Regions from separate parts of the Homo sapiens genome. Here region 2 is linked to region 1. A link is a loop called in an ENCODE intact Hi-C map of the cell type or tissue named here. Cell type or tissue: gastrocnemius medialis. All regions are shown on one strand. Links, peaks and the distances in the headings refer to the core of each region. The heading gives the core; the rest is flanking DNA. Region 1 has its middle 33 kb from the start of LINC02681. Region 2 overlaps BTRC (beta-transducin repeat containing E3 ubiquitin protein ligase).

Region 1 (15,274 bases), core at 2,506-10,505:
CCTAGGAGGTTGAGGCCGCAGTGAGCCAAGATCGTGCCACTGCACCCCATCCTGGGCAACAGAGTGAGACCCTGTCTCAAAAAAAGAGGGCTGCCAGGATGAGATCTAGAGATCAATGTGACCAAAGATCCAGGGGGATATCCTGAAATATCTCTGATGTGACCACAGCTTTCCCTCCCCACTGATGGAAGAGACGGGAAAGAGCAATGTAGACCATGATGCCAACCACAGATTGGGCAGGGAGATCCTGGAAGACAGCCTGGAGGAAGAGGTCAAAAACTGTGCTTATAAAGGGGGCTAACAACTCAGAAGGACAATATCAGCAGCACATCTTTCCATTCCTAAGTACAAATCCTCATCACACATGGGATCGGGTGTTTGTGAGTATACACATGCATGCACACCCTGTAACAGGGCCCAGACCCCTCCATCAGTTCCCAACCTGCAGCCTCTCCCTGAGCAGACTTTGTGATTTGTGGTGCAGACCACCCAGGGACTTTAATCTTCACCGTGACAAATGCAATAAAAGGAACAATTTGGAGATCACAGCTAAGGAAGACACATTTACAAACCCTTCCCCAAAGGTTGGATGTGGCTGTCACCATGTGATTTGTGCTGGAGATGAAGCAGGGAGGGGGAGAGGGGGAGACAGAGAGCTGGAGAAGGAGGGCTGGGGAAAAGGAAGCATCCCCAGCTCTCTCCTCCTCACCCTCTCTGCTGGATCACAGTGGAAGGGGCTAAGCTAGCAGAAGGATGACTGGACCCACCGGCAGCCACTGCCACCCTCCCCCATCATGACTAGGGAGCACAACTCAATTACCAGGAACACAGCCCAGAACCACAAAGCTGCAGAGATTCATCTCAGCAGTTCTGGGGCTCTATCTAGAGAAGGGATGGCAGGTGGGGGTGGAGGGGGTAGGGTTTGGAGAAGAGCGAGAGAAAGGGAGAGGCAGAGTGGAAAAGACATTTTAATAGAAAGACAGTGACATCTCAAGTTGCAAAGGGAGCGCCCTAAGAAGCTATATTCTGAGACAGGGAAGGGGAGGGGAAATTTTCCAATCAGGGCTCCTCCATCAGGCCTATCTGGAGGGGTCCAAACATAGAGCAACAATGTGGGTGGAGGGGAAACTTAATCTAGGGACAAATCCATTGGGCAGGCAGGTAAGCCTGGAGTTCCACAGGATGAGGTCAAACTGAGATCTTATAACTAAGCTAATAGATGACTTGAGATGGTGGGTGGTACAGTCAGGCACCTTCCTATCCCCTCTGAGTCTTCTTTTCTCTATCTATAAAATGAGTCCTAGGCCAGATGATCTGTAAGGTAGCTGCCTACCTTGCATCTTGGACTCTCTGAGACCCAGATGTCTTGGAGTCAATGACAGGAGACTGGATAAGAGAGACCAGTAGTAATCCACCACTCCCTGACCCTGACTTTCTCGTGGCTTATAGTGGTTATTAACACATGGGCTCCTTTCTGTTGGGATCTCAGCTGTGCCCCCCAGGGTTCAGGTCTACAGCTCTCTCAGCCACTCCCATCCCAGTAAGAGTTCAGAAGGAACCCATTGGCCCTCTTTGGTCTCAAAAAAGCTGGTCACTCTTAGCTTCCTTTTTGATAAGATCATCCTCAAACCAAGGCCATTCTGTCCCTGGCTCCCTCTACCCGATGCACAGGAGATGTTCTCTCTGCTCCAGGATTTAACTTTGAAGCCTCTAGGTTGCTTCCAGTTTTTGAGCTTTGAAAAAATTAGATATTTGTTCCCTTGACCTGTGCCCTCCCACCCCATTCCCCACCTTCCATCTACCTGTGCCCCCCAACTCCTCACCACCCCACTTCCAACCAGGCTGAGGGACCACAGAGGTGCCATGTTGGCAGGGAGGGGAATGTTACTAGGCTATGAGGCACTGGTTTTTCATCGCACTCAAGGCCACACCTCAGAACTCCTCCACCTAGCTGCTGCCCCTATGCTAGCCTGGTCCCCAGCACAGGACCATCTCCCTGTGCACTTCCAGGGCCAGACCTGGTCCTCATATCCAGGAAGTAGGCCTGGTGAGTGACTAAATGGGGGTAGGGAAAAGAAGACATTAGGAGTATGGGCCCTCACTGGAAACTCCCTAGGGATGATGGGGGTCAGATGCTAACAATGTCTAGTTGTCACAGTCATGGCTCAGCATGGCCACAGGGCAGAGATACGGGCCTCTCCAGGGCAGTGAATCTGGGCTGGATCATGGCCTCCAAGGGCGTGTAGGAGGTAGGGAGCTGGGGAGGTTGAGAAATGTAAGGAGGTGGGGAGTGGACAAAAGTATGTTCTCTAAGTTCTAGACACAAAGGAGAGAAGCCTCTACATAGGAATGAAGAGAGGAGCTTGGGAGGGACTAAATCAGGGCTGACTTTCCCAAGGCATCTCTCCTTGGGGCAGGGACTAAAAGTGTAAAAACATTCAAACAAGGTGAGTCCCTAGATATGGGCTCCATGGTAGACAGTGAAGCAAGGGGAACTGAACTGCTAATGCTGGATGGGGCAATTCCCATGGTCCTCTGCTGCCTCCCTCTGGAGAGGGCATAACGGTGAGCTCTGCTCTGCTGCCAGCCCCTCTGCAGGTCCTCCTGGCTTCTCTTCACTGCACCTCACCTCCATCTAGGTCCTCGATTTCTCCCCAGGTCCTCATACACTGTATTAGTCAGGGTTTTCCAGAGAAACAGACCAAGAAAGAGAGAAAGAGAGAAAGAAAGAAAGAAAGAAAGAGGAGGAAAGAAGGAGAGAGAGAAAGAGAGAGATAGAGATAGAAAGAAAGAGTGAAAGAAAGAGGAGAAAGAAAAAAAGAAAGAAAGAAAAGAAGAAAGGGAGAAAGAAGCAGACAAGGAGAGAAGGTGAGAAAGAGAGGAAGAGAAAGAGAGAGAGAAAGAGAGAGATAGAGAAAGAAAGGAAAAAGAAAGAAAGAAAGAAAGGAAAGGAAAGAAGAAAGAAGGAAGGTAGGAAGGAAGAAGGTAGATAAAGGGACTTATTATGAATGATTGAGTCACCCAATTATGGAGGCCAAAAAGTCCCATGATGTGCTGACTGCAAGCTAGAGGCCCAGGAAAGTGAGTGGTATAGTTCCAGTCCAAGCCCAAAGGCCTGATAACTGTGGGGGCCGGGGAGGGGCTGGTGTATAAGTCCTGGTCCAAGTCTTAAGTCCCCAAAACCAGCAATGTCAAATCATAAGACAAGAGGAGATGGATGGCCTAGATCAAGCAGAAAGCAAATTCACCCTCCCTCTGCCTTTTTCTTCTATTCAGGCCATCAACAGATTGAATGATGCCCACCCACAGTGATGAGTGTGAGTCTTCCTCACTCAGCCTACTGATTCCAGAAACTCCCTCCACAGACACACCCAGAAATAATGTTTTCCCAGCTATCTGGGCATCCCTTAGCCCAGTCAAGTTGGCATATAAAGTTAAGTATTCCAGGCTAAGCGAGGTGGCTCACGCCTGTAATCCCAGCACTTTGGGAGGCCGAGGCAGGTGGATCACCTGAGGTCAGGAGTTTGAGACCAGCCTGGCCAACATGGTGAAACCCCATCTCTACTAAAAATACAGAAATTAGCTGAGTGTGGTGGTGCATGCCTGTAATCCCAGCTACTCAGGAGGCTGAGGCAGGAGAATCGCTTGAATCCAGGAGGCGGAGGTTGCAGTGAGCTGAGATAGTGCCATTGCGCTCCAGCCTGGGCGACAGAGCAAGACTGTCTCAAAACAAATAATAATAAATAAAATAAGCATCCCAGACACCATCTTCACATCTGACAATGCCTCCTGATACCCCCTCTCCCACCACAGAGAAAGCACTAGATAAAAAATACACTATGAGACCGGTGTAGTGGCTTATGCCTGTAAGCTGAGTACTTTGGGAGGCTGAGGTGGGCAGATTGCTTGAGGCCACGAGTTCAAGACCAGCCAGATCAACATAGTGAGATCCTGTTTCTACAAAAAAAAAGAAAAAAATAGCCAAATGTGGTGGTGCATGCCTGTAGTTCTAGCTAGTCAAAAGGCTCAGGCAGAAGGATTGCTTGAGCACAGGAGGCAGAGGCTGCAGTGAGCTATGATCATGCTGCTGCACTGTAGACTCTAGCCTGGGTGACAGAGTGAGAACCTGTCTCAAAAAAAAAAAAAAAAAAAAAAGAGAAGACTAGTAGGTGGCAAAAGGGGCTCTGTGACATCTTCTCTATTCTCTGTCTCTCTTCTTAGAGAAGGGACTTTGACTTGGCTTACTCATTTGCATCCCTGTCCCCAAGGATAGGCTGGGCTGGGACGGTAGGAGAGAGGAGTAGACCAAGAATTGGTTCATTCCTTGTGGCCTCCGCCTTTCCCTATATGACTTTACCCAAGGCCGAGACCAAGCCCAAAGCCAGATGGGAGTCTCTGTTGACTGAGTGCCCTCCCCTGCCAGAGGACCAATCCCAACTGAGCAATCCCTGACCCTCAGCTCTGTCTGCCTCTCACCAGGCTTAGTCTAGTGGTGAGGGGTTTGAGACCCCAGATGGTGGAGGTCGGGGAGGGGGGCTGTAAAAGAGGGTCAGAAGTGGCCAGTGGGTCACATGGACTCTAAGAGCGACATTTCCCTCCCTAAGTCCTTAGACTTAGTCCAGCAGACTGGAGGTTGATGGGAAAACAACAAAAAAGTCAAGGAGAAAGCCATTCTGGGTTCCCCCCTCCTTCATGTTCAAAACTGTTTGGCACATTCTTACACATGCAGCCACAAACATGCATGCACGTGCACACAGACACACACACACATGCACACACAGAGCTGAGCTACATATGACACATCGTGGAGTGGGGACCAGTGTGGTGGGCTTGAGGGGAAGAGCAGAGCAGGAGGCTGTAATAGTCAGCTGAGGGCACAGGTGCAAAGCAAGGGGCACTTTGTGGGGAGCGGTAACGTGAGTACACATGGCGGGCTGGAGGTCCAGAGAAAATAGAAAGGGAGATGAATTGAAGCAGAGGGTCAGCCAGAGGCTGAGGAGAGGGTGCCTCTAAAGGGAAGGATCTGGCCTATGAGCAGTGCTAGCAGAATTCCATGGTGACTGGGCACCCAGGCATTGGGTAAACCAGTGCACCCTGTTCTGAATAAGAGGTGAGCCATTCAGGCCTCCAAAGGCACCCCCAGAAGGAAGCCAGAGGCCAGGAGTGCTCCAGGTCTCATTCTTCTTCCCCTCTGCTGTTAAGTGGATGGGGTAGGTGGGAGTTGGGCTGCTGATCCCAATTTCCCCTCTCCCTCGAAAGCCTGGACTCACCCACTCTCTCCAAATTCAATTGTCCTTGATGAGATCCACTCTCCCACACTGAGCTTCCCTACCCCCTCCCAAAAGGGGCCAGGGAGACTAAAACAGGTTCTCTCTGTTTTGCTCTATTGTTTTTCTTCTTTTCCCCCACCATGTTCCAGGACCCAGGACATGCTCTGCCTTGCTCTAAATCCTAAACTGGACAAGCTTAGGGTAGGAAGAGTCAGCGGCGACTGTGGCTTCCTACCCATTTTCTTATTTGCGTGAGCCTGGCCTTTCAACCTGTTGTGAGGAGGTAGGATGTCAGGACAGTGGGGGTGGGAGACTGAGTATTTTGACCTTGCGAGGCCTGCCCCTGTCTTTACCCATTCCCCGCCAGCCCTCAGTGCCCTTTGAAGGTTTATAGTCATATAAATCGCAGAGTCCCATGCCAGGCTTGGAATTTGCAACTATAAATAGGCAGGAGGTAAACAAGGTGGCAGATGCAGGGGCTTGGGACAAGACGGAAAATCTGCCCCTCTTTGCCTGGGCAGGGGCCAAGGCACATCCGTGGAAAGGGATATCTTCCCTCCCTTCTCACCTCTCCTCCCCTGCCTGCTGCCTGCTGGCTGCCTGTGCTCTGGGCTTCTAGTCTTTTCCCTCTAGGCATTTATCCTCCAAGGCAGCTTTCTGCTCCAACTCTCCCTGGCCACCTGCCCTGTTTCATCTTGCCCTGAGTCAAAACAGGGCGGAGGGATTGCCTCCATTAGGCTCTGTGCCCCTCGGCCTCCCTCCAGCTGCTTCACACTTTATCCCGTGCTCCTCTAGTGAAGTCTTAAGGAGGTGCCGCTTCTGCCAACCACCAGCCTCCACCACTAGGGGCGCCCTGATCCCCTCTCCATCCAGCCAAGGTGATGCTAACATTTCTCAAGCAGGAAACCGTATTAGGAAACTCTGGGGAAACAAAGCAAAGACCCTCACCTCCCACTCATTCCCTTCTAAAGCACAGAACGTGAGAGTGCACAGATTTTATGTTGCTTAGGCTGATGGACACCTGCCTGGCCACTTGGAGTTTCTACCCATGATCTCTGGGCTGTATGAGCCAGATTCTGAGCAAAGAGTCTGAGTTTGAAACAATTTAGGTAGCATGCTTTCTAGATCCATCCCTGCCTTCTCTCTGCCCCAGGGTCGGGCTGATTTTATGCTCTGTTTTGTCCTGGCCCTGGCAGGTTCCCAGCCACCAACAGTCCTCTGATGAATGTCAGGCCCCGCTGGCCCTGCAATTACCTCTGTTCATCCCTCTTGTAAGAATCTGGATCTTCAGCCCTGAAATTCCTTCTTTCATCCTAAACCTGGGCTCTCCAATCACACTCACCCATCGGTTTAGAATCACAGAAACTAGAACGGAAAGAAATCTTATTTTTTCTCATTTTACAGATGAGGAACCTGAAGCCCAGAGTGGTGAAGTGACTTTCACCTCAGTTACACAGCTCAGATTGGCTTTGTTGCTAAAGTTGGAAACACTCCTCTGCCAAGCTTGGCTTCTCCACCTAGACCTTAACTTCCCAGCTCCTGCTGGCTTCCTTGGCCCCCCAGAAGCAGAGTAGCCACCTTTCAAAGGTTCATTCTCCTTTGCACCCTACATCTACCTGGCCTCTACATGGGGAGAGAGAAAGGACAGATTCCAAATCTCAAGAAATGGTTGAATTATATGTGGCTCCGTTTTCCAGTACCTTCAACCCCCCATTTCCCTGAGTCCTCTCTGATGGCTTATCGGGCAGATGTTCCTGGAGGAATGACTTCCCAGAAGCCCATCTTCATAAAGCCTTGAGGAGCATCCTTCCTGCTGTGGGAAGCCACTTCCCTGGCTGCTCCTTTATTTTTCTAACGAATGTCAATTTCCTAAATTGGATGGCAAGGTGAGACCGAGTGCGGTTCCTTGAATGGTGTCACTTATTCCCTGGGTTTGCAATGCTCAAGGGAGCACATGTGCATGCACACACATGTATATGCATGCACTCATGTTCTCATCGCCATCCTGTTCAAGGGGTCTGTCTTTTTTTTTTTTTTTTTTGAGTCAGAGTCTTGCTCTGTTGCCCAGGATGGAGTGCAGTGACACGATCTTGGCTTACTGCAAGCTCCGCCTCCCAGGTTCACGCCATTCTCCTGCCTCAGCCTCCTGAGTAGCTGGGACTACAGGCACCTGCCCGTTAAATTTTTATATTTTTAGTAGAGACGGGGTTTCACCGTGTTAGCCAGGATGGTCTTGATCTCCTGACCTCGTGATCTGCCCATCTCGGCCTCCCAAAGTGCTGGGATTACAGGTGTGAGCCACCGTGCCCAGCCAAGGGGTCTGTCTTAATCTATTTCTGCAGCCATAACAAAATACCTGACACTGGGTAATTTATAAATAATAGAAATTCAGGCCAGGCATGGTGACTCATGCTTGTAATCCCAGTACTTTGGGAGGCCAAGGTGGGAGGATTGCTTGAGCCCAGGAATTTGAGGCCAGTCTGAGCAACATGGTGAAGCCCCATCTCTACAAAAAATACAAAAAAATTAGCTGGGTGTAGTAGCAGGTGCCTGTAGTCCCAGCTGCTTGGGAGGCTGAGGTGGAAGTATCGATTGAGGCCAGGAGGTGGAGGGTGCAGTGAATTGAGACTACGCCGCCGCACTCCAGCCTGGGTTACAGAGTGAGACTCTATAATAATAATAATAATAATAGTAATAATAGGAATTTGTTCTTCACAGTTCTGGAGGTGGAAAGTCCAAGATCAAGGGGCCAGGAGATTTGGTGTCGGGTAAAGGATATCTCTCTGCTTCATACGTGGCACCTCTTGCTGCATTCTCACACGGCAGAAGGGGGAAAAGTGGCAAACAACTCCCTCAAGCCCTTTTATAAGGGCACTAATATTGTTTGTGAGGGCACGACCTAAGCATCTCCTAAAGGCCCCACCTCTTAATGCTATTGCGTTGGGGATTCAGTTTCAACATGAATTTTGGAGGGAAACAAACACCACAGCAGGGTCTTAAGCTAGGAGCAAGACCAGAATCTCTGCATCCATGTTTCAAATGAGTCACAAGGAAAGGAAGACAAATACAGGAGTTGATCTGGGAGACAGATAGGACATGAGTTCCTGTGGTTCACTGAGGGCAAAGGGAAGGAGGTGGCACAGGTAACTAAGGTAAGTGGGAGTGTTCTGGCTCCCTGATGGGTGGAAAGGGGCTCCCTTTCCACTGGGCTGTCAGGATGAATGAAATCTGTAGGTGAGAGGGAAGATGCTGATGGCAGTCAGACAGGGAGAGTTCTGAGAGGGAGTCCAGTTACCGCAGAATACTCCCATCCTACAGCTGGACTGGAGTTCCCAGTGTGCCATCTGGGAGTGCCTGGGATGTGTGTGGGGCAGCTGGAGGGATGGCCATCATCTATCCAGCACCTGTCCTGCCCCCAAAGCGGATGATGTAACAGTATAACAATGTGGCAGAGGACAAGGGGGGTTTTGTAATGTTTCTCTGGGGGAGGAACAGTCCAGCTTTCAGCGATATGGCTGGGATAAGGCAGCTGTTGTCTGTGCTGTGAGCTCAGAAGAAGCCCCTATCCCTTCAGTGAGCAGTCTGAGCCTGGGTCCGCTCATCTTCATTCCAGTCCTTTAATCATGGGATGGCTCATGACTCTCCTTCCAAGGAACAGAAATGATTTGCGCTGCACCTGTCAGCCACATAGACTCTAATCAGAGATCAAACAGGGCACAGAAAAGACCCTGCCCAGGAATGAAATGTAGACCTTCCTATGGGGTAGGGGACATTCAGGCCCTGGAAGAATCTTTTTTTTTTTTTTTTCCTTTTGAGATGGAGTTTCGCTCCGTCTTGTGCCCAAGCTGGACTGCAATGGCACGATCTCAGCTCACTGCAACCTCTGCCTCCCAGGTTCAAGCGATTCTCCTGCCTCAACCTCCTGAGTAGCTGGGATTACAGGTGTGCACCACCATGCCTGGCTAATTTGTTGTATTTTTAGTAGAAATGGGGTTTCACCATGTAAGCCAGGCTCGTCTCGAACCCCTGATGTCAGGTGATCCACTCTCCTCGGCCTCCCAAAGTGCTGGGATTACAGGCGTAAGCCACCATGCCCGGCCAAAAGAATCTTTATCCTAGGTCCCCAGGCATTGCCTCCTCCCGCTCCACACCCACATCCCATCTCCCTGGTCTTCTGATGCCCCTCATTTGCCCAAGTGCCTTCAATTTAGGCCTCCCGCAAAGGTCCTCTTCCCACCTTCTACCTGGTCTCTCTGGAGGGCCTCACCTTGGTCTTCAATGATCCTTCATCTTGGCCCTCCAGAGAATCTCACCAGGATTCCTTGCAAACACTTTGGATGTGATCTTGCCTATAGATTCATTGTCCACCATTGTCCAAGTTCCCTAGATGCTTTGCTAACCAGGCTCAGAGAGCAGACTGGAGAGTTAGGTCCTTTATCGCCCCAATCCGACCACTTTCCCTCCTGCCTCTTCATTCAAGCTCCCCAGCTGGTCATGCCCTAGAAAAGCAATCTCAGCATCTGCTTTCTCACTCTCCCTTTCCTTATCCATAACCAGAAACCCTAGATGGGAGGCTGAGACAAGAAGATCGCTTGGGACCAGGAGTTCAAGTCCAGCCTGGGCAACATAGTGAGACCCTCATCTCTGAAAAAAAAAAAAAAAAAAAAAAAAAAGGAAACCCCCAGTGTCATTCTCCAAACTATTAGACTGTTCTTGAAGGCAGCAGCCATAACTTACTCACTCCTGTGCCTCAAACTCAATACTTCAAAAGTTAAAGGTTCAATAGATATTTATTGAAAGAATCAGTCCTCGGCCGGGCACTGTGACTCATACCTGTAATCCCAGCACTTTGGGAGGCTGAAGCGGGCGGATCACCTGAGGTTGGGCGTTCCAGACCAGCCTGATCAACATGGAGAAACCCCGTCTCTACTAAAAATACAAAATTAACCAAGTGTGGTGGCACATGCCTGTAATCCCAGCTACTCGGGAGGCTGAGGCAGGAGAATCACTTGAACCCGGGAGGCGGAGGTTGCAGTGAGCTGACACCATGCCATTGCACTCCAGCCTGAACAACAAGAGCGAAACTCTGTCTCAAAAAATAAAAAAGAAAAAAGAAAAGAAAAGAAAAAGAAAAAAAAGAAAGAAAAAGAATCAGTCCTCAAACTTCTCCAGTATATTTCCTTCTTTTCTCAGTATACTGTCCTGTCAAGTTCTCAACAACTACACTCTTTTATTCCCAAGGCAGCTTTTGAGGAGCTGTTCAGAAGCATTAACCTCTTTCAGTCCCAGATCATGAGGGGGAATGCGCTGATATCCAGGTCTGGGACCGGGAGCTGAGCACATGGCCCGCCTGCCTCGCCTGAGCCTGGAGGCCCCAGGCGGGATTGTCTGTCCTCACTCATCCTTGCCGCCAAGGCCTCCTCGCCTGTATTTATATACACTAAAGCCTCTGCTCGAATAAAACATCCATGTAAAATCCAATTTCCTCAGAATCTCTTTTGGAGCCTGGGCCTGAGATGGAGTAGGTAACCCCGGCGGTAACTGCCTGAACCACTCCTGCCGGCTGCAAAGGTGAGGCCCATTTTTCAATTATCTATCTGCTGTGACAGCAGCGGTCCAGCCACCGAGCCAAGGCAGGGGGAGGGGAGAGGCAGAGCTGGGGAGGAGGGACAAAGAGGGCAAGGGCACGGTGGGGGAGAGGGGGAGGGAGAAACCTAGGGAGAGGAGGCACAGGGAGAGACCCTTGCGCCTGGCACCCAGTAGGTGCTCAAGAATTATTTGGAAAATGAGTGATCAAAGAGTGTATAGGGAGGGTGGGGGTGAGATCTCCTCCTCGGAGAGGGGGAGAGCTGGAGAGACACAGGGTGGGTGGAGACAGAGAGAGGGCGGGAGAGGTAGGGGGAGGGGAGGCGAGCGTGGATGGAGCCAACAAGAGGCTCCTGTGTCAATCCGTGGAAACGGGAGGCAGAGTGATGCGGTCACAGCTCCTGCCATCAATATCCTCTAATATAAATGTCAGTGATGCTATTTTCCGCGCAGTCATTTCGCACACTGCTGATTACATTAACGTATAATGGAGGGGCGCCGGCTCCACTGCTTTCTCCCCTAACCCTCCCCCCGGTGATGTGTCAATAGCCGCCTCCATGAACAAGTCAATTTTCTGCAGGCTTGGCAGCGGAATAAATCTGCCCGGCTATGGGGAGAGCTGGAGATATTTATATACCCGGCGCCTGCCTTCCGTGTGCGCGCGTGCGTGTGCGCGGCGGGCGCGGGCGCGGCCGCGGGCCGGAGCGGGGGTAGGGGGTGGTTCTGGGGCGCGCCGCCGAGCTGAATGATTTCCAGCCCCTACTCAATAAGAGGAGAATTTAGAGCGGTCCCTGAGCTGGGCTCCCAGAAACAGCCTTACACGTTTATTTTCCTTAGCTGAACAGGAAAGAGGAGAATTATATGTGGATTTATAGGACAGGCGCAGCTCAACCCAAATGCTCCCGCTCCAGGGGGCGGGGACGAGGGGGAGGGAGGTGGCAGGCCGGGCGCCGGCCGCTGGGACCCTCGCTCGTGCCTGCGTTGGTGGGGGCACACCCCCCTCGCCGGTCGCTTTAATTACATTTGTTCTCGTCCTTCGTGAGGGCGAGACTTCGGCGCGGCCCGCGTGGGGGGCGGGAGGAGGCGCAGGCCAGGACTGCCTGGAGGGGGGCGCGGGGAATGGGAACGTGGGGAGCCCGGGAGGGGGTGCTGTCAGCTTTTGCTCAGAAGCGGATCAATAGTACGAGATCTAATGGGCTAACTGCCAAGCGGGTGCACCGAGGCGCTGCCCCGCGGGGGCGGGAGGCGGTGGGCGAAGGACGAGAGAAAGGAATGGGGGTGGGAGAGGGAGTGAGGACGGGGAGGGGGGAAGGGCAGGAAGAGTGGAAGAGGTGGGGGGAGGAGGAAGAGAGAAAATAAAGAAGGGGAGAGAAGGCGAGCGGGAGCGGGAGGGCAGGGACAGGACAGGACAGTCTTCGTAGGGGCGTTTCTTCACAAGGGGGATCCTTTCCTGGAGCTGCCAGACGCCGCAGTCGCCAGCCGCCGGGCCTCAACTCTGTCATTGAGCCGCCAGGGGGCGGCGCGACCCTGTGCTCTCCCCGCGGATCTCAGGGTCTCCTCGCTGGGGCGCGAGTGACCGGTCGCCGCCGATGATTGGTCCCTGCCCGGCGCCCTCTGCCCTCTCCCGGAGGCCTCCCGCGTGGCAGGGTGGGCGTACGGCGACTCCCCCCAACTCCTGCCCCAAAGGAAGGAACCTTCTGGCTTTCCTGGTGTTGGCCCTGGCGCCCTGGGACCCTAGAGCCCCGGGGAAGCGCCCAAAGGCTAGGTCACCGGCCCAGGGCTGGCCACTGTCCCCGGAAGACCCCCAAGGCCGCGGCCGACGCGGCATGGAGGCGCTGGGAGATCTGGGCCTTCGCAGCCCGGCTAGGGAGCGTGGACGAGTCTCCGGGACATCCTGCGCGAAGGGTCCTTCTGTGCGTGCTGCGCGGGCGCTAACGAGGCCAGCCAGAGTCACCAGGGATGAAGGCTATAGGGCCCGGTTTTAACTCATTCGGTTCCTGGCCATTGACTGTCCTTTTTTCAGTTCTGGGGCCTCATCCCTTCCCAAACTGAGAAAATAAAATACAGCCCAACACCCTCAATGGCAAGTTTAGCCACCCTGGAGAGGGGAGCCTGGTGGTGACGGCTCAGTGTTCTCGACCTGGCAGGATAGCAGAATTACTTGAGGGAGATTTTTAACATAAGCGTGTTTACCCGCACGCATGCATTGTAAGAAGCTTGTATGTAGAGGCAGGGCTTCCTGGAAGCATGCCCGGTGTCAGAGCTCCCCCAGATAACGCTGATACAGAGTCCCACATGAGCATTACCTGAAGAAACTGCCTGGAGGTGCGGCACTGGGAATGGGAACATGGGGAGACCAGGAGTGGGGCACTGTCAGCTTTGGCTCCAAGCAGATCAATAATAGTACAAGATATAATGGGCTACCTGCCAAGTGGGTACACTGAAAAATGTCACATATTTTTTCATGTTGGATGTGGTAGCTCGGCCTGGGCTATTTGCCCTCATGGATGTGTCTGTGTGTCGCTGCATGTGTATGTTGCTGGGTACCTGCACCACTGGGTAAGCATTGCTTTATGCATCTTTTTATGTATCCTCTGTGTGCGGATGTCACTGGGTATGCATCATCCCGTGTATCACTGGTGTTATCATCAGCGTTTACTGAGAGCACCTATTGTGTGTGTGTTGTCGTACATGCCTGTCCTGATGAGAGTGAGTGCGGATCCTGGGGTGTGTTTGTGTTGTATCGAGCACATCTCTGTGGGCTCCATTGTGGGGCACAGCCATTGTCTCCATGTCATTGAGAGTGTGTGCTGGCAAGAGCTCGTGACACAAATGGAACGAAGCTGATCTGCCCTAGAAGCAAAGGAGGCAATGACCTTCTTTTTCCAATTATATCCTGGTCAGAGGTGAGCGACCTCTCTCCACCGAGGCCACTTCTTGTCATGCAAACTGAGCAGAAGGATGGAGATTAGAGGAATGTGACCGAGTCACGTGTGAAAACAATCAGCTATCAATGGGCCCCGATCAATGCCCCAGATTATAGATGAGCCCAGGGCAAGCAGTCACTTTGGAGTTTTTCCTGAGGAGGCAAAAATACACAGCACACAGCCATACACGTCACACGTCCCGAGAGACCCACAGCCTGGGGACAGGTAGGAAGTGGGTTGGGGAGAGCTGGGCAAGTGAATGGCCACCCACTTTGAAGTGGTCGGCAACTATTATTATTAGTAGGTGGTTATGTTGTTTTTGTTAAAGATGCAACCTTTATTCCGCTGGTAGCGGGAAGTGTAAAAGCTTGTGTTTGGTGTTTTCTATTTTAAGTCCAGAGAGTTAGGTCTCTTAAGTGGGTCACAGGAGACAGTGTGGGGATTTGGAGGAAACTTATATCAGGAACGGGAGCAATAGAGGGCTTGTATTGAGAGAGTGGCAAAGGAAAGTCTTTGGTCAGCTGTGGGCAGGGGGCAGGTGTGAAGCAGAGTGGCTCCTGGGGCCAGGGCACATGTCCTTAGGACAACTTGAAACCAGGCTGTGGGGTGAGAGGGCTGAGCTTCTGAAAGGCAGGGCCAGCCCTAACCACAAATATGCTCCACGATAGCAGGAGAGTGCCGGGCTTGGGGAGTAGTGGCCTCTGAAGGGCATGACCATGAGGGCCCTCATGAAGTGTGACTAGTCTTTGGAGACAGGTGGTGCAGGCCCTTGAGGGGCTATAAGGATGAGCTGAGGGGGCCAGGACTGGGTCAGAACCTATAGGGTCAAGGGAGACCAATGAGAAGATGGAAGAGTTCTGGAAAGGCTAGAGGACCTCATCAGACCTGGCTCTGGATTCAGCTAAGCCTGCTTGTGGCCAGCAGTCAGTGTGGCTGAGTCTAGCACCCATGCTAGCCATGGCTGAGGCAAGGGGAAGGATCATGTCCTCTGTGCCCACTGGGGTGTGTCAGGCAGTCCTTGGAGGCCTTTAGTTGTCTTGGAATCCCTTTGGTGCACATTTATGGTTGTCCCACTTTGCCTCACCCTGTGGGAATGCCATGATGGGCAAGAAAGCCCTTAGAGAGCCTACAGTCTAATGTGGAATAAAGAACTTAAATAAAGACTTAAATTTTTTTTTTTTTTTTTTTTGCTTTGGAAAAAGTAGTGTTGCATAAGCATATACCGCCTGGATCAAAATCCCAGCTGTGCCATTCACCAGCTAAAGTTTGTGAATTCTCAGGCCCTCCTTTCCTCCGTCTGTAGGATAGGGGTACCTATCTCTTAGGATTGTTGTGCAAATCTTAGGAAAAGTCCTTAGAACAGGGCCTGGCCATGGTAACATAAGTGTTGGCTCTCCTAGTCTTTCCTTCAGTTTTGTAGTACAGAGCCTTTGGAAAAGTCTCCCTCTTGGTGTTAGCAGAATTAAGGTAAACAAGGACTTATTCACACCT
Region 2 (15,274 bases), core at 2,327-10,326, 170 kb before region 1:
TCTATCAAGTTAGAGGGATGTAATAACATCTTAGGCTTTCCATTAAAAATTCAAAGAGACCATGAGTTTAGATTCAAGAGTATGTCTTAGGACTAAGGGCAAAACCAAAATACACCTGACCTTAACAAATACAAAACCAAGCCTCCACAAGGTCATAGTGATCAGCCAGTAATTTAATCAGAGGAAGAAAAAATGAATTCAGAGTTTCTGCAATGTACCATTTATAATGTTGGTTATATGATCAAAAATTACTAAAAATGAGAAAAAGGAGATAAATGGGATCCATTGTCAAGAGAAAAATGAACCAAAAACCAACCCTGAGAAGACCTAGTTGTAGAAATTAGCACATATTATAGCTCTAAAGAAGCTATAATAGATATGTTCAAACTTGAACATAGCAATAAAAGATATGATCACAATGAATAAACAGATGAAAAATTCTACCAGAAAATGAAAAACCAAAAATAAACTAAATAGAAATTCTAGAACTGAAAAGTGCATTATCTGAAATGAAAAATTCAGGCTGCGCATGGTGGCTCATGCCTGTAATCCCAGCACTTTGGGAAGCCGAGGCAGGAGGATAGCTTGAGCTCAGGAGTTCAGGACCAGCCTGGGCAACGTAGTGAGATCCTGTCTCTACAAAAAATAGAAAAAATTGGCCAGGCCCAGTGACTTACACCTAGCACTTTGGAGGCCGAGGCGGGCAGATCACCTGAGGTCAGGAGTTTGAGACCAGCCTAGCAAACATGGTGAAACCCCATCTCTACCAAAAATACAAAAATTAGCTGGGCATGGTGGCAAGTGCCTGTAATCCCAGCTACTTGGGAGGCAGAGGGAGGAGAATCGCTTGAACCCGGGAGACGGAGGTTGCAGTAAGCTGAGATTGCACCACTGTTCTCCAGCCTGGGCAACAGATTGAGATTCTGTCTCAAAAAAAAAAAAAAAAAAAAAAAGAGAAAAAAGAAAAATTAGTTGGGTATAGTGGTGCACACCTGTAGTCCCAGCTACTCAGGAGGCTGGGGTGGGCGGTTGCTTGAGCCCAGAAGGTCAAGGCTGCAGTGAGCCATGTTCATGCCACTGCACTTCAGCCTGAGCAACAGAGTGAGACCCTATCTCAAAAAAATCAAAAAATTTACTGGAGAGGCTTAAAAAGCAGACTGGAAGTGACAGAAGAAAAGGTCAATGAAGACAGATAAACCGAAAAAAAAAAAGATAGATAAACTGAAATCATATAAACTGAAGAACAGAGAGAAAAAAAGGAGATTAAGAAAAGAAAAAAAAAAGATCGGTCTTAGTCACTGTGTGGGACAATTCTGGATTATCTAGAATATATGCGTGGCTGGAGTCCAAGGAAGGGAGAAGAGAACGGTACAGCAAAGAAGTTATAAAAATAGTGATCAAATACTTCCCCAAATTTTGTGAAAACTAGCGGCTTTCTGATTTCAGATCAGCAAACCCCAGTCATGTTAAAAATACAAAGAAAACAACACATATAGGCCCATCACAGTCAGAACTGCTGAAAACGAGTGATAAAGATAAAACCTTGAACGGAGCCAAGGAAAAAGGGGATGTTAGGTATCTAGGAGTAACGATATAAATAATGTCAGGCTTTTCATAAAAAAATGAAGGCTAGGAGACAAGCGAATAATATTTTTATTTCACCGCAACCTCCGTCTCCCGGGTTCAAGCAATTCTCCTGCCTCAGCCTCCCAAGTAGCTGGGACTACAGGTGTGCGCCACCATGCCCAGATAATTTTTGTATTTTTAGTAGAGACAGGGTTTCACCATATTGGCCAGGCTGGTCTCGAACTCCTGACCTCAGGTGATCCACCCAACCTTGGCCTCCCAAAGTGCTGGGATTATAGGCATGAGCCACCACGCCCAGCTGGGAACAATATTTTTAAAGTGCTGAAAGGAAAAAAATCTTAAACCAGGTTTCCTATGTTAGGAAAGGGGTGGGGTGGCTCATGCCTATAATCCCAACATTTTGGGAAGCCAATGCAGGAGGATTGCTTGAGCTCTGGAATTCAAGACCAGCCTGGACAACATAGGGAGAGACCCCATCTCTACCAAAAACAAGAAAGAAAGAAGAGAGAGAAGAGAAGAGAAGAGAAGAGAAGAGAAGAGAAGAGAAGAGAAGAGAGGAAAAGAAAAGAAAAGAAAAAGGAAGGAAGGGGAAGGAAGGAAGGAAGGGAGAAAAATGAAATATGGAAAGAAAGAAATCTAGAACAAACCCTGTGGGGTTGAATTAGAATTGGAGTTATCAATGTGAACTAATGGTTTCAAAGTATATAAATATAGATGTAAAAGAAAAGTCAGTGTTTGAATCTTGGTTTTTAAATACCATTCTGCACTAAAGGGAATCATACATTCATGGAAATATGGTTGACTCCAGGACTGACCAGGGAAACTATAAGATGGAAATACTCAGAACGATGAAGATACGTCAAAGGGGGCATGGAAGCCTGCCGAAAGAGGCTTTCAGTAGCCCAATATGAAACAATCACAGTATTAAAATAAAAGATATTAACATATTATAATCTGTTGAATAAACAGGAAACATTTCTTCAAAAACACAAATTACCAAAATTGACACATGAAACAGAAAATCTGAACAGCTCTATACCTCTAAAAGAAATTCAAATTGCTCTAAAACATCTTGCCACATAAATTTAAATAATAAGTTTAAAAAATCTTTCACAAAGAAAACTACAGGCCCAAGTGGTTTGTGAATTCTATGAAATCTGAAGGAAGAAACACCACCAGGATTATACACAAGTGCTTTTAGAAAACAGAGGAGGATGGGAGGAAGATTTCCCAATTCATTTTATAAGACCAGCATAACTCTGATACCAAAACCTGGCAAACACTTAAAAAAGAAAACTGCAAACCAGTACCTCACATGAAACAGACACAAAAACTCTTAACAAAAATCAAGGTAATTTGTCGTATTAACAGAATAACGGGGGCAAAATCCTATATATCTCAGATGAAAAAAAAAGTAGTTATCTATCTGTCTGTCTATTTTTGGAGATAGTTTCTCTTTCTGTTGCCCAGGCTGGAGTGCAGTGGTGTGATCATAACTCACTGTAGCCTCCAACTCAGTGGGCTCCAGCGATCCTCCCACTTCGGCCTCCCAAAGTGTTGGGATTACAGGAGGGAGCCACCACACCCAGCCCCTCACAGACTGCTTTTTAATAGAAAGTGCAAGGTTGATTCTAAAATTTATATAGAAATGTGAACTATCTGGAATAACAAAAAATAAAACAACAAATCTAGAGAACTCACACTACCTGATTTCATGGCCCATTATATAAAATGACAATAATCAAGACACTATGGTATTTGGTGCAAGGATAGACACCTATCATTTTTCTTGTCCGCCTTGTCTACAGGGACATAAAATAGGGATGGGTCAGTACCTTAGGCACTGTCACCCACTGCTCTGGGTCCAGCAGCAACGTTTTCTTCAGGAGGTTTGAGAATATAACTCTTATATAACTAAATGGTTTGGACAAATGAATTCATGTAATTCAATGGGGGAAAAGAAAGTCTTTTCAACAATGGTGCTGAAACAACTGAATGAAATTACGGCAAAAATAATGAAGCCCAAACTCTACTTCATGGCACGTATAAGAATTAATTTGAGATGGATCATAGAATTAAGTATAAATAGTAAACTTATAAAGCTCCCAGAAGAAAACTTAGAAGAATATCTTCACAATCATGGGGTAGACAAAGATTTCTTAGGTAGGACCAAAGGAAGTATCCCTTCTAAAAGAAAAAACCGGCTAGGCGCGGTGGCTCGCGCCTGTAATCCCAGCACTTTGGGAGGCTGAGGCGGTCGGATCACCTGAGGTCTGGAGTTCGAGACCAGCCTAGCCAACATGGTGAAACCCCGTCTCTACTAAAAATACAAAAATTAGCATGTGGTGGCGCATGCCTGTAATCCCATCTACTCAGGAGGCTGAGGCACAAGAATTGCTTGAACCTGGGAGGCAGAGGTTGCAGTGAGCCGAGATTGTGTCACTGCACTCCAGCCTGGGCGACACAGCGAGACTCCGTCTCAAAAAAAAAAAAAAAAAAAAAGAAAGAAAAATTGGTAAACTGGATTTCATCCAACTATTAGAAACTTCTCATCAAAACATACCATAAACAGGCAAACCATAGACTGTGAGATATAATCAGAGTACATATATCTGACAAATGAATGGTATCCAGAATTCAATACAGTTGAGTCTACAACTCAATAATAAAAAGGCAAACAATGCAATTTTTAAAAATGGCTAAAAACTTAAAAGATACTTCACAAAGAAAATGTCTGAATAACCAATAAGCACATGAAAAAGTACTTAACATATGCTCACCAAAAACCTTTATAGAAGAACGTTCATAGTAACTTCACTTATAATGATGGAAATGGCTCAGATATCCACCAAAAGGAGACAGAAAACAAACTGCGATATATTTATTCAACTCAATGAAAGAGAATAAACTACTGATATACACAGCAACATAGAGGAATCTCACAAACATTATGCAAAGTGAATGTCAGACCCCAAAAATATAGCATTCCATTACACAAAATTCTAGAAAAGGCAAAATTACAGTGACAGTAAGCTGATCAGTATTTGATCCATTGGTGGTGCAGAAAATAAGTAGAAAGGAGAACAAGAGACATTCCTAGGTTATGAAAATATTCTATAGTTTAATTAGGGTGGTGGTTACACAGGTGGTTAGATTTATCAAAAATTCAGACTTATACAATTAATATCTGTAAAATTCACTGTATGAAAACTTCCAATAGAAGTATCTTAGGAGTAAATTTTTTACAGAGGTTTGTCCAGTCATCAATAAATGTATCATGCTATTTTTCTGAAAATACTAAGTTATAAAAAGAAAATTTATTTTCCTTCAAAATTACCCTCTTTTCCCTTCATGAATGAATATGTAATAACATATTTAGGGGACCATTAGATAGATTCAGAAACTCTGTGCCAGGCCTGAGGGAGTTTCCAGAGTAGGGCTATATATAGGACTTTATTTTCTAGACATTCCATCTGTAAAATGGGTAAATGACTTTGCTGATCTCCCAAGGAAGTAACACAGATCAATAAACTAAAATTTGTCATAGTTCCTTTACCACTCTGCAATTAAAAGGCTAAAACATTCAATATTTTCCATTCAATATTTTCCTGTAAGACTCTCTCCAGTTTGAAATCCAACTAGTGAATATAATAGCCACAGGCAAGATAGGTTCTGTCCCCATGCAACACTTGAAAAGGTAGCTTCATTGCTGAACCAGAGGCAGAGAGTTTTGCGTTGGAGTACTTTAATACGTTTTTATATCGCATATAAAGCACATAAGCATAAACTAGTAAGATGCCTTGCTGAAAACTACCTTCTTTGTGAAAGCAGGCTGTAATTCTGAACAAGTTTTCAATTTTCACACTGCTGCTAGGGTAAAACATTTTAAAGAGTTTAATTTTTTACAATGGATTCAATGACATAGGATTATCTAACAAAGTAATGGCTAATCAATAGAAGGTTTAGTTGTCAGGTGAAACATATAACACACTAAAAGGGATTGATTGCCAGACTTGCCCTTATTTACTAGAAGGTATATATTTAAAATTACACAAACTTGTTACTGGGCTGCATTGTTTTAACCTTGCAAAAAGCTGCTTAGAAATCTGTTCAGCAGCCCTATAGCATAACAAGATATAGTATAATGAAAATCGTTAGTGACTGGGAGTGGGGGTATAGGAAGACAGGGACTTCCAGATACATGGTAACATCAAATCATGTCCCACACAAGAATATGGTATAGAAAAAGCAAACCAAAAAGCAATATCTAAGGAAGCTGGAAGTGGGTTTTAAAAATGCCACACAGATGCTACTGAATCTTGTTCAATAGATGCAAAGCTGCATCTGCTATCATTCCGTGTTGTTTTTAGGGCAGATTTTTTTTTTAGGGCTCATGCAGATGAGCACAACAGGCTTCCTCCCACCCCACCCCCCGCCTTTTTTAATGGTACATCCAGAGTAAGCACTGAAAACAAAATGAATTGGGCCCATATGGACTTTGACCAGCATATAAACTGTTTCCTTTATAATTTATTCCCAGTATCACAACTCTCTATATGAAAATACACTCTTTATGGTCATTGCAACCCAGGAGTTCAATAATATTTTTCCTACTAAGTCAGTGATTACACAATTTATCAAAGAATGATTACATTAAAATACAAATAAAACAAAGCACCAACCCCCCATACGGTCTTCCTTCCTCAAAGTAATTTTAAGAAAGCCGGTTATTAAATTGCTCCTTTTTGAAGAAGGGTTTTTGTAGCTAGGCACAAATTGCCAAACCGTGTTTTCTTAAAAAAGTTATTAGACTCTAAAGGATTCAACAGAAGTGGGAAGTTATATAAACAAATCACTTCGTCAGATTTGGAAAGATCACTTTTGTCTTACTTAAGAGACCTACATTAATTACCTTTAAGATCTTTTACATGGACTATTTAAAATAAGTACAATTTATTTATTTATTTCAAATGAGGTGCTTCTTCCAAAGTATTAAATAATGTCTACAAATGCAAAGGCATTTTTATAAATAGGTAATTAAAACAGATGACTAAAATTAAGTCAAGCTGCAAAACATTACCCAGAATGCATTGTGATTTTTTTTATTAATAAACATCTCAGGCAATTTTTTTTTTACCCAAAGCCCAAAGCACTTTAGGAGGGCAAAAAGAGGTAGCAAGTTTTATAGAGTAAAAAAAACCAACAACAACCAACCACACATATATAATGAAATAATGCAAACCCCAAACGAAAGTATTTACAAGACAGTCCCTTAAGCATAGTTTGTCATATTGCAATTACACCTTGCCTACTGCCAAGCCAAAGTGCTTACTATTGCCACTAGAGGGAGAAGTGTCTTAACACAAAGCAACGGCAGATAGGGAATGGGTTTTCTCGAGCAATTATCAGAACAAAGCTCCCTTGGCTGTGTGTACCTTCTAATTACTCAATACAATTAAAGTGACTAACCTAAAACAAATAGAGAGAAAAAAAAAAAAAAAACCCTGCCTGCCTGATATCAGGGACTTCATTAAACCTTTTTCCCTCATCAATCAAATCAGAAAGAAGGGAATGCCATCATATATGAACATTACAGAGCTATTAAAGGAAGCAAATTCTGTGTTTTTTTTTTTTTTAAAGGAAGAAAAGGAGCTCTCTTGAAAAAAGAAATGTCTTGGTATTTACCCATCTGGATGCTGCTTGAAAATAAATTGTCCTCCAAAGAACAGAAATACAGTATGTTTTCTCTCAGTTCACTGGCTTATGAATGACTTTTTGTTGTTGTGGTTGTTTTGTTAATACACACTATAATGTCATTTTCTGTGTCAGTGATGTGCTTTTTCCTCCTACTCATCCAACTGTATAAAGGAGCTATGCCCATCAGACTTCCATGCTTATACTGGCTGATTTAAGTTCTTCACTGCTGTTTTTTGTGGATCTACTCCAAGGCAATGTTTAGAACGCAGGAATTTTTTCAGGGGAGGGGAATATGGTAGAAAAGGAAAACAGCTACTTATTCCTTCTAAAAGACTTATGTAGTTCCTTTTATAAGGCCCAGTCATTAACAGAAGATGACAACACAGTCATTTTTCTTTCAGCTGACAATTGTGACATTTTTCCAGCAGCGTGCAAGGTGTTGAAAACCTGGCAGCTGTTACCTCCTGGGATGAAGATACTTTTTTATCCTCCCTTGACAGTCTAACTCAGTGGGTCAGCACCTTTAAAGACTGCAAAGTATCCTTGAAGAGGATGGAAGCTTGAATTACTGCTCCCTCCCTAATCAATGTAAACCCTCACTGCAGGTGAAGTCTCCATCTATAGAGGTGCATGGGGGAGGAAAATGTAATGCCCTGAGCCAGATGGTTTTTATCTTGTTTTTAAAGAATAAAGGAACAAGCTAACAAGGGAGACAGCTACTTTGTTAGCTTCTTGGCCTCTCTCATGGCTTTGCATCCCCAGGGTTCCAGCTACACAAGAGAAAGAATACAGAAAAACCTAAACACTTAAAGAAATATAACTAGAGGGCTGGCATCATGCTGCTTTCAGAGAGTTGAGAGAGCTCTACTCAATGCTTTATTTATCACTGCCCACGTTCTCAGGATGGTAAGTGGACACATACACAAAGGAAATGGGGGATGGGAGAGGGATTAGACAACGGTCACAATTTACTCAATTACAGAGAAAGGCAGGGCTGACAGATCCTATTAGCACCAATGAGAAGCAAAGAGTTGAACGTTGTAATGCCACAATTTTCAAAAAGTAATGAGTACTTTCATGTATCCTCCCAGGCCTTTGCCCTTGATTGCAGATAGGAATAAAAGGTAGGAAAACAGTGGCTATCCTTTCCTTGACTTCACATTTTTAGGAGTAAAACAAAAATTGTAGCTATTTTGTACATCCTTTAAATAAAAGTTCATATTTAATGCCAAGAAATGAGATTATTCTGAAACTAAGAAAATTAACTTTCTTTACAAGGATACACTGCTCTACTTCCTCTCCCTACCCCAAACTCTTCCATCTTCAGATGCTGGAAATGAAACGAAAAAGCAGGTATACAAAATGACTTGGTGACAGACACAGGGAACAGTGTCTCTTAATTTCCACCTTCATTATTTCTTGTTCTGGTAATATCTTTGTCGGGTTTTGGAATTACTGTTATGGTGGATTTTTAAGTCAAGGAGTGTTCTTTCCTTCTCTATTCTGTGAAAGGGTCTGGCATAAAATTCGTATCATTTCTTCCTTAAATATTTGTTGAATTCACCAGTAAAACCACATGTCCCTTCTGATGATTAATTAAATTTATTTAATAGACATCAGGCTATTCAAATTTTGCTTCACCCTGTGTTAAGAGTTTTGGTAAGTTGTATTTTTCAAGGAATTTGTTCAACTTGCCAAATTTTTGGTATAAAGTTGTTTGCTCCTCCAATATTTAAATAGCTCTCCAAATTAACATGCAGTAGTTATGTCCTATCAACAATGGCAAAACGCTATTTTTGAATAATATATGTCAACTATAATATTAGTTAAAAACAATGTTAAATTGCTAGAAGATAACTGAACTTTTTATAATCAATAGTGAGTTTCTGAAATCCCATTAGAAATATCTGCAAAAGAATCTCAAGTTAATGAGATGCAAATCCTACTTGTATCAATACTAGGTATAAGGCGGCCTTGACATCTTTTTGTCTACAGAAGTTGACTACAGGAAAAACAAAACAAAACAAAAACAAAAAAACAAAATAGCAAATGGCACTTCATTATTGTCATATGCAATAGAGAAAAGAGGGAGTTTAAACAGCTTATATACTATGTCCTACCTTAAAAAAAATCAGCAATGGGGTAATCAAGTTCAGGGCAGTCCTGGACAGCTGCCCTGTGACCCGCTTCTATTGACCCCTGCTATTCATCACTCTTCCCTAAGATAGAGAGGGCAAGCTCCTAGGGAGTGACCACCACAATAGACAGACACAAGCCAACAGTAATCTGGTTCGAGCAAAAAACCAGATGGCACTGCAATAAATTTACAAATCTGCATTCATGGGGCTGCTAAAACACCCAGAAGCTAAAAGACTCTGAGGGCCCCAGGAGGATCTCCTACTTCCCTGTTTCTAAAGGCCATTTCTCTTTCCAAGAACATTGAGTTCATGCTCTTCACAAAGAGAATGGAGATAAAACCCTTTACAAAGAAGGGAGGAGAAAAAGCCTCATGACCTAATTAATCTCCAGAGCTTGGATCTCAACACTGAATGACAGATATTAGAAAAATCATTTCAAAGCACCATGGGGGGGGTGGGGGGGAAGGTTGTTAAATTAAAGTGGGCAGGGGGAGTGGGGAAGAGAACCTGCTAAAACGGCAATGAAAAAAACAACATTAAATCTCTTTCGAATATTGCACACAACAGATCTTGCAAGTAGAAAATGATTCAATAATGTATGCATTTATTTTTAAAATGAATCAGATTAGTCCCATGTGTGACCTGCTGGTCCATCTGTATGTGCTGGACTTAATAGGCATGATTCTCTCTCTTGCTTCAGTTTGAAGTATGAGAGAGATAAATTTAGTTTAATTTTCAACAGATCAGCCTATCCATTTTCCAAATGGACCATCTGGATCAGCCTATTAAAATTAATTTATAACTTTGCAGAGAGAAAATTCGTTTGTTAGCTTAAATAAAGTTGCCAAAACTTTTGTTGTGTCATTGTTTTCCGACAGTTGTTTCTGTATAGTGGGCAGAGTGTTCCTACTTCCCAATTTATCTTATTCAGTATTGTCCTATTGGTTTAGATGAACAGATCAGGTGTTGATTCTCCAAACAGTTAAAATTGTAACTGTCTCAACATCAATTACTGATCATTTGTGGATTTTTGTTTGTTTTTTTTTTTAAAGCTTCCTGGATGATTCAATTCTATTTACTAAACAATTATTTTTATAAAAAAAAGAAGTGTTCATCCAAAAAACATTTAACATATAGTAAATTAAAAAATGAATGTGTCACAGTTTCAAGTACTTTCCCTCTAAACACTATATATAAACTGAAGTCAGAAGGCACAAGTAGAAACGCTTTGGAAACACTGAGATCTGAGTATCAAATCACTAATTAGCTAGACAAGTCATCTAACCTCTCTAACCCTCCATTTTCTTCATCTATAAATTGGAAGTCACATCATATCTAAAAACTTTACAGGGTTATTGTGAGGGTTAAATCAAATAAGCATCATGTTCACGGTGGGTGCTCAACAAATATTAGATCTCCTATTTCCTAGAACAATGCTATAAATCCAAGTAAATTAGAATTATTTTTACTGCTGCTCAGGCTCATTGTATCCAATTTTATATTAAAAATGAATACAGGGCCAGGTGTGGTGGCTCATGTCTGTAATCCCAGCACTTTGGGAGGCCAAGCTGGGCAGATCACCTGAGGTCAGGGGTCTGAGAACAGCCTGGCCAACATGGTGAAACCCTGTCTCTACTAAAAATACAAAAATTAGGTCGGGAACAGTGGCTCATGCCTGTAATCCCAGCACTTTGGGAGGCTTAGGTGGGCAGATCACAAGGTCAAGAGTTTGCGACCAGCCTGGCCAACATGGTGAAACCCCGTTTCTACTAAAAATACAAAAATTAGCCCGGTGTGGTAGTGGGCACCTGTAGTCCCAGTTACGCAGGAGGCTGAGGCAGAAGAGTCGCTTGAACCCTGGAGGTGGAGGTTGTGGTGAGCCAAGATCACACCACTGCACTCCAGCCTGGGCGATAGAGCAAGACTGTGTCTCAAAAAAAAAAAAACCCCAAAATACAAAAATTAGCCAGGCATGGTGGCAGGCACCTGTAATTCCAGCTACTCAGGAGGCTGAGGCAGGAGAATCGCTTGAACCCAGAAGGCAGAGGTTGCAGTGAGCCGAGATCACGCCACTGCACTCCAGCCTGGGCGACAGAGTGAGGCTTTGTCTCAAAAATAAAAATAAAATAAAATAATAAAAATAAAAATGAATAGGTGGCACACTTATTCTCTGGCAACATCATAAGAACTTGCGTTTCTTGTTTTTGCCAAGGACATTCTAATTTTTACAAGAACACAATGGTATTGAACTTTCACAAGTAAAATGTGTTACCTTCTATTGGGGCACAGTGGTGAGCTATTTTTTTTTTTTTTTTTTGAGACGGAGTTTTGCTCTTGTTGCCCAGGCTGGAGTGCAATGGCGCAATCTCAGCTCACCGCAACCTCTGCCTCTGGGGTTCAAGTGATTCTCCTGCCTCAGCCTCCTGAGTAGCTGGGATTACAGGCATGCGCCAGCATGCCCAGCAAATTTTTGTATTTTTAGTAGAGACTGGGTTTCTCCATGTTGGTCAGGCTGGTCTCGAACTCCCGACTTCAGGTATTCGCCTGCCTCAGCCTCCCAAAGTGGTGGGATTATAGGCGTTAGCCACCTTGCCCGGCTGCTGTTTTTTTAAGTTATTATTAACAATGGCCTTTTCTTCTAGAAAAAGCAAACAAAATATTGCTCATACTAAAAGGGCTAACTTTATTACAGGCAGATCTGTTTTTATACTTTTTTAAAAATGCCAACCAGCTGTCCTGTACATGTATACCTAGAATGTTTTTTAAATAACTGGGAAAACCATGTCACCTGATTGAAAGTGATGGCTATGGCCAGGCCAACGTCCGAGTACTCTTAATATAAGCTCCAGTGCTTAAAGAATGGCAAATCAAGGGTTTCCTCCTGTCTTTTGTTTTGCTGTTGGTAGCTTTTTATTTTAAGTAAGGCTGAATTTCATACCTGTCTAAGTGAATTCTTCTCTGGTATTATCTTCCTAGGGGGTTCGCCATTATTACAGTCTTCTCTCTCTGAGGAATTCTGTGAAAGAAAGTAAGCTTTAATTCAGTTCTCATTATCTTCAATCTTATCCTTTGGGAGTAAACTGAATTACATTTCTAATTCTGTAAGTTAGAACATACATATATTTATACAATTATTCACTTGAAGATTTGTATACATACAGATATACACATATGTAAAAGAAAACATATGCCCATGTATATAAATAAATTATGTAAGGATTTAGATGGGAAGTATTTCATGTATCTTTAAGCATTGTGTAGGAGATCATATTCATTAGATCTCTAGCTTGCACTTTGACACAGGTTGACACTGGATACAAGAAAGTTCCAGCCCACACTTAGCTGATGACAACTAAAACCATGATTATTACCTTCTCTCGATTATAGTAGATGTTTGGTTGGCACAGATCTCCAAGTCTGGGTCCTAAAAATAGTTATTTCTCTTCCCCCTCTTCTCAGATTTGATTTTATTTTCTTTGATAAAAGTAGCATAGGACTTAAAAAAACATTTACTCAGTAGTTTAGGATTAGAGTCCATTCCTTGGCACTGTCACCTCAAACAGCAGCTAGAGGCCCTAAAATGTCAGTGGGGTTTTTATATACTTAGGAGGGGGAAAAAAACAACAATCCAACTGAAAATGAGTTCATAAGTACTAAAAATCTGCTAGTCAATATATGTAAATCACTATCTACAAGGCAAAATACAGAAAATCCAAATTACATATTATTTGAGTTCCATTTTCAGCAACAACATTAGTAACATTAATAACATTAATATTTAAAACCCTGCAGTTGTGCTAGGTGCGGTGGCTCACACTTGTAATCCCAGCACTTTGGGAGGCCAAGGCGGGCAGATCATCTGAGGTCAGGAGTTTGAGACCAGCCTGGCCAACATGCTGAAACTGTGTCTCTACTAAAAATACAAAATTAGCCAAGTGTGGTGGTGGGTGCCTGTAATCCCAGCTACTCGAGAGTCTGAGGCAGGAGAATCGCCTGAACCCAGGAGGCCGAGGTTGCAGTGAGCCGAGATCACACCACTGCACTCCAGCCTGAGTGACAGAGCAAGGTTCCGTCTCAAAACAACAACAACAAAAAACTTACAGTTAATATATTCCTTACATTACATATAGTCATAACGTTCTAACAGGAGGGTTAGTTTATTTGTAGGTTCAGAAATTATTTTTAACATGAGAGTTTATCTGAAAATTTTCATACAAGCATGAAATTATTAATATACAATCATTACTGTGTTCTAAACCTACATGTAAATTTCACTTTTTTGGTTTCTATTAGATATTACATTTTGAAAGATACTGAGAGATAAAAAACGTACTGTGTCATTCTGAGGCCCTTTCACCTCTGTGGCTGACACCTGTGTGTCACCTTTAGTAAGCCTGACAGGCCAGTACCCTAATGTGTTTCTTTTGGGCAGAAATATCTTATGAGGTTTAACTTGATATTTTACATTTGTGATGATCCCTTGTAAAAGTCCCTAAAATTAAAGAAAAAGCATGCTATATTACAAAGAAAGGGACAGAGACTCAAGAACTTCAGAGTTCTAACTTCTTTTCCTCCCTGTTTGGAAAAAAAGGAATGGAGATCATCTACCAAAAAATGGAGGAAGGATATAATTGAATTAATGACTACAAAGCTTGACAAATGAGGCGACTGGCAATACATGCTATGTAAGAGTATCAAACAAAGAAAGGGAAAGGTCAACATTTATTTACCCCATAACATCAAGTTGTATGTTTAACTTTTTTTTTTTAAATGTAAAGATCAATGTTTTAAATACCAAAATTAAATGCCTTATATAATAGAAGCTTAAGCCAGTATCCAATTATAAACTTAGAATTTGCAAGTAACTCTCTTTCAGGTCATGAAATTCCTCCTTTAAATAAATAAATAAAAAGATCAGATAAACTAAACCTGTTTAATTCAGTGTAAGATCCTGTATTTCAAAATTAATTATGTTTTTTGAAATGTTATCATATAACTTGGAGCCTAATTACTTTTTGCTGGAAGTTTGTCATACCAAAGATACTATAAATCACATTTTTATTATACAGGTACTTGGGCTGATACACAATTGCTGGCAAACTCCTCTATACTGAATTATAAAGTGAAAAATAGTCATCTCAACCTTAACAGCCTGAGTATTGACTAGCCCATACTCACAATTTTCTTTTTACTGACCCTCTATTTTATCAGATTTAGATGGATAACCACTGGGTGGGTATTATGAAAATGTCTAAAGAATGAAAACACAAAGGGAGCTTAAAGGGTGTTACTAACCTAACATAGAACACAGAGCTTCTTAGGAGTTCCTTTCCCCTTTCTATCCCACTAGGGCAAAGAATATTTAAATGGTATTGTTAAAAATAACTCTTAAACAAAAAATGGGGGAAACCCATAAACATTGGTATGTTCTTTTAATACAGATTAACCCAACACTTTTACTCTGGGCCATCCATCATGAGAAATCAAATCAAACAAAAAATCCAACTTATAATGTTGTTACAAAAAAATAGAGGTAGGGACATTAAACAGTCATGATATCAGGAACAAGGATTAGGAACCCTCCTAATACTAAAGAGTAGAAGCAGAATGCCAGTGAATGAGATTACTAGGTCTACAGTCTTGAGGGTAAGGGGTAATGATGAAATAGCCATGTATACCTAAGTAGTCACCTCAACAGTTCTCAAAGCCTGTCCAACATCACCCAGGAAAGCTCAGCAACACAGTTATTCCTTGCATCTTTATCTATGAGGATTCCCAATAAGCTATGTGCATAATTTTCCTAGATCATCAGGCTAAATTATATCCAATAAATTCTATTTAAGGATAAGTGA

Evidence for each region. Hi-C counts contacts between places; a loop is a spot of excess contacts. Peaks named below come from ENCODE experiments on the same cell type or tissue, not always from the same donor. Only the 100,000 strongest peaks of a DNase experiment are listed, where the experiment ranks them.
Region 2: it touches region 1 in a loop (5-fold over the local background); 21 of 110 quality-filtered maps call a loop at or near these places.

Annotation. Positions count from the first base shown.
Region 1 is chr10:101,288,891-101,304,164 of GRCh38, reverse strand. No RefSeq gene overlaps it. Among named protein-coding and RNA genes, the nearest start is that of LINC02681, 33 kb to the right of the region's middle. RefSeq lists enhancers at 5,818-5,887, 5,928-5,997, 12,166-12,705, 12,706-13,245. In gastrocnemius medialis, for the core only: CTCF peaks have their summits at 2,553 and 6,119; DNase peaks (open chromatin) are centred at 2,530 and 6,094; H3K27ac peaks cover 759 bases.
Region 2 is chr10:101,459,145-101,474,418 of GRCh38, reverse strand. BTRC (beta-transducin repeat containing E3 ubiquitin protein ligase) reads right to left here. Exons shown (of 15, transcript NM_033637.4): 3 at 12,361-12,438. Among named protein-coding and RNA genes, the nearest start is that of BTRC, 110 kb to the right of the region's middle. In gastrocnemius medialis, for the core only: a CTCF peak has its summit at 6,910 (motif pointing right); no DNase peak of the experiment used is centred there.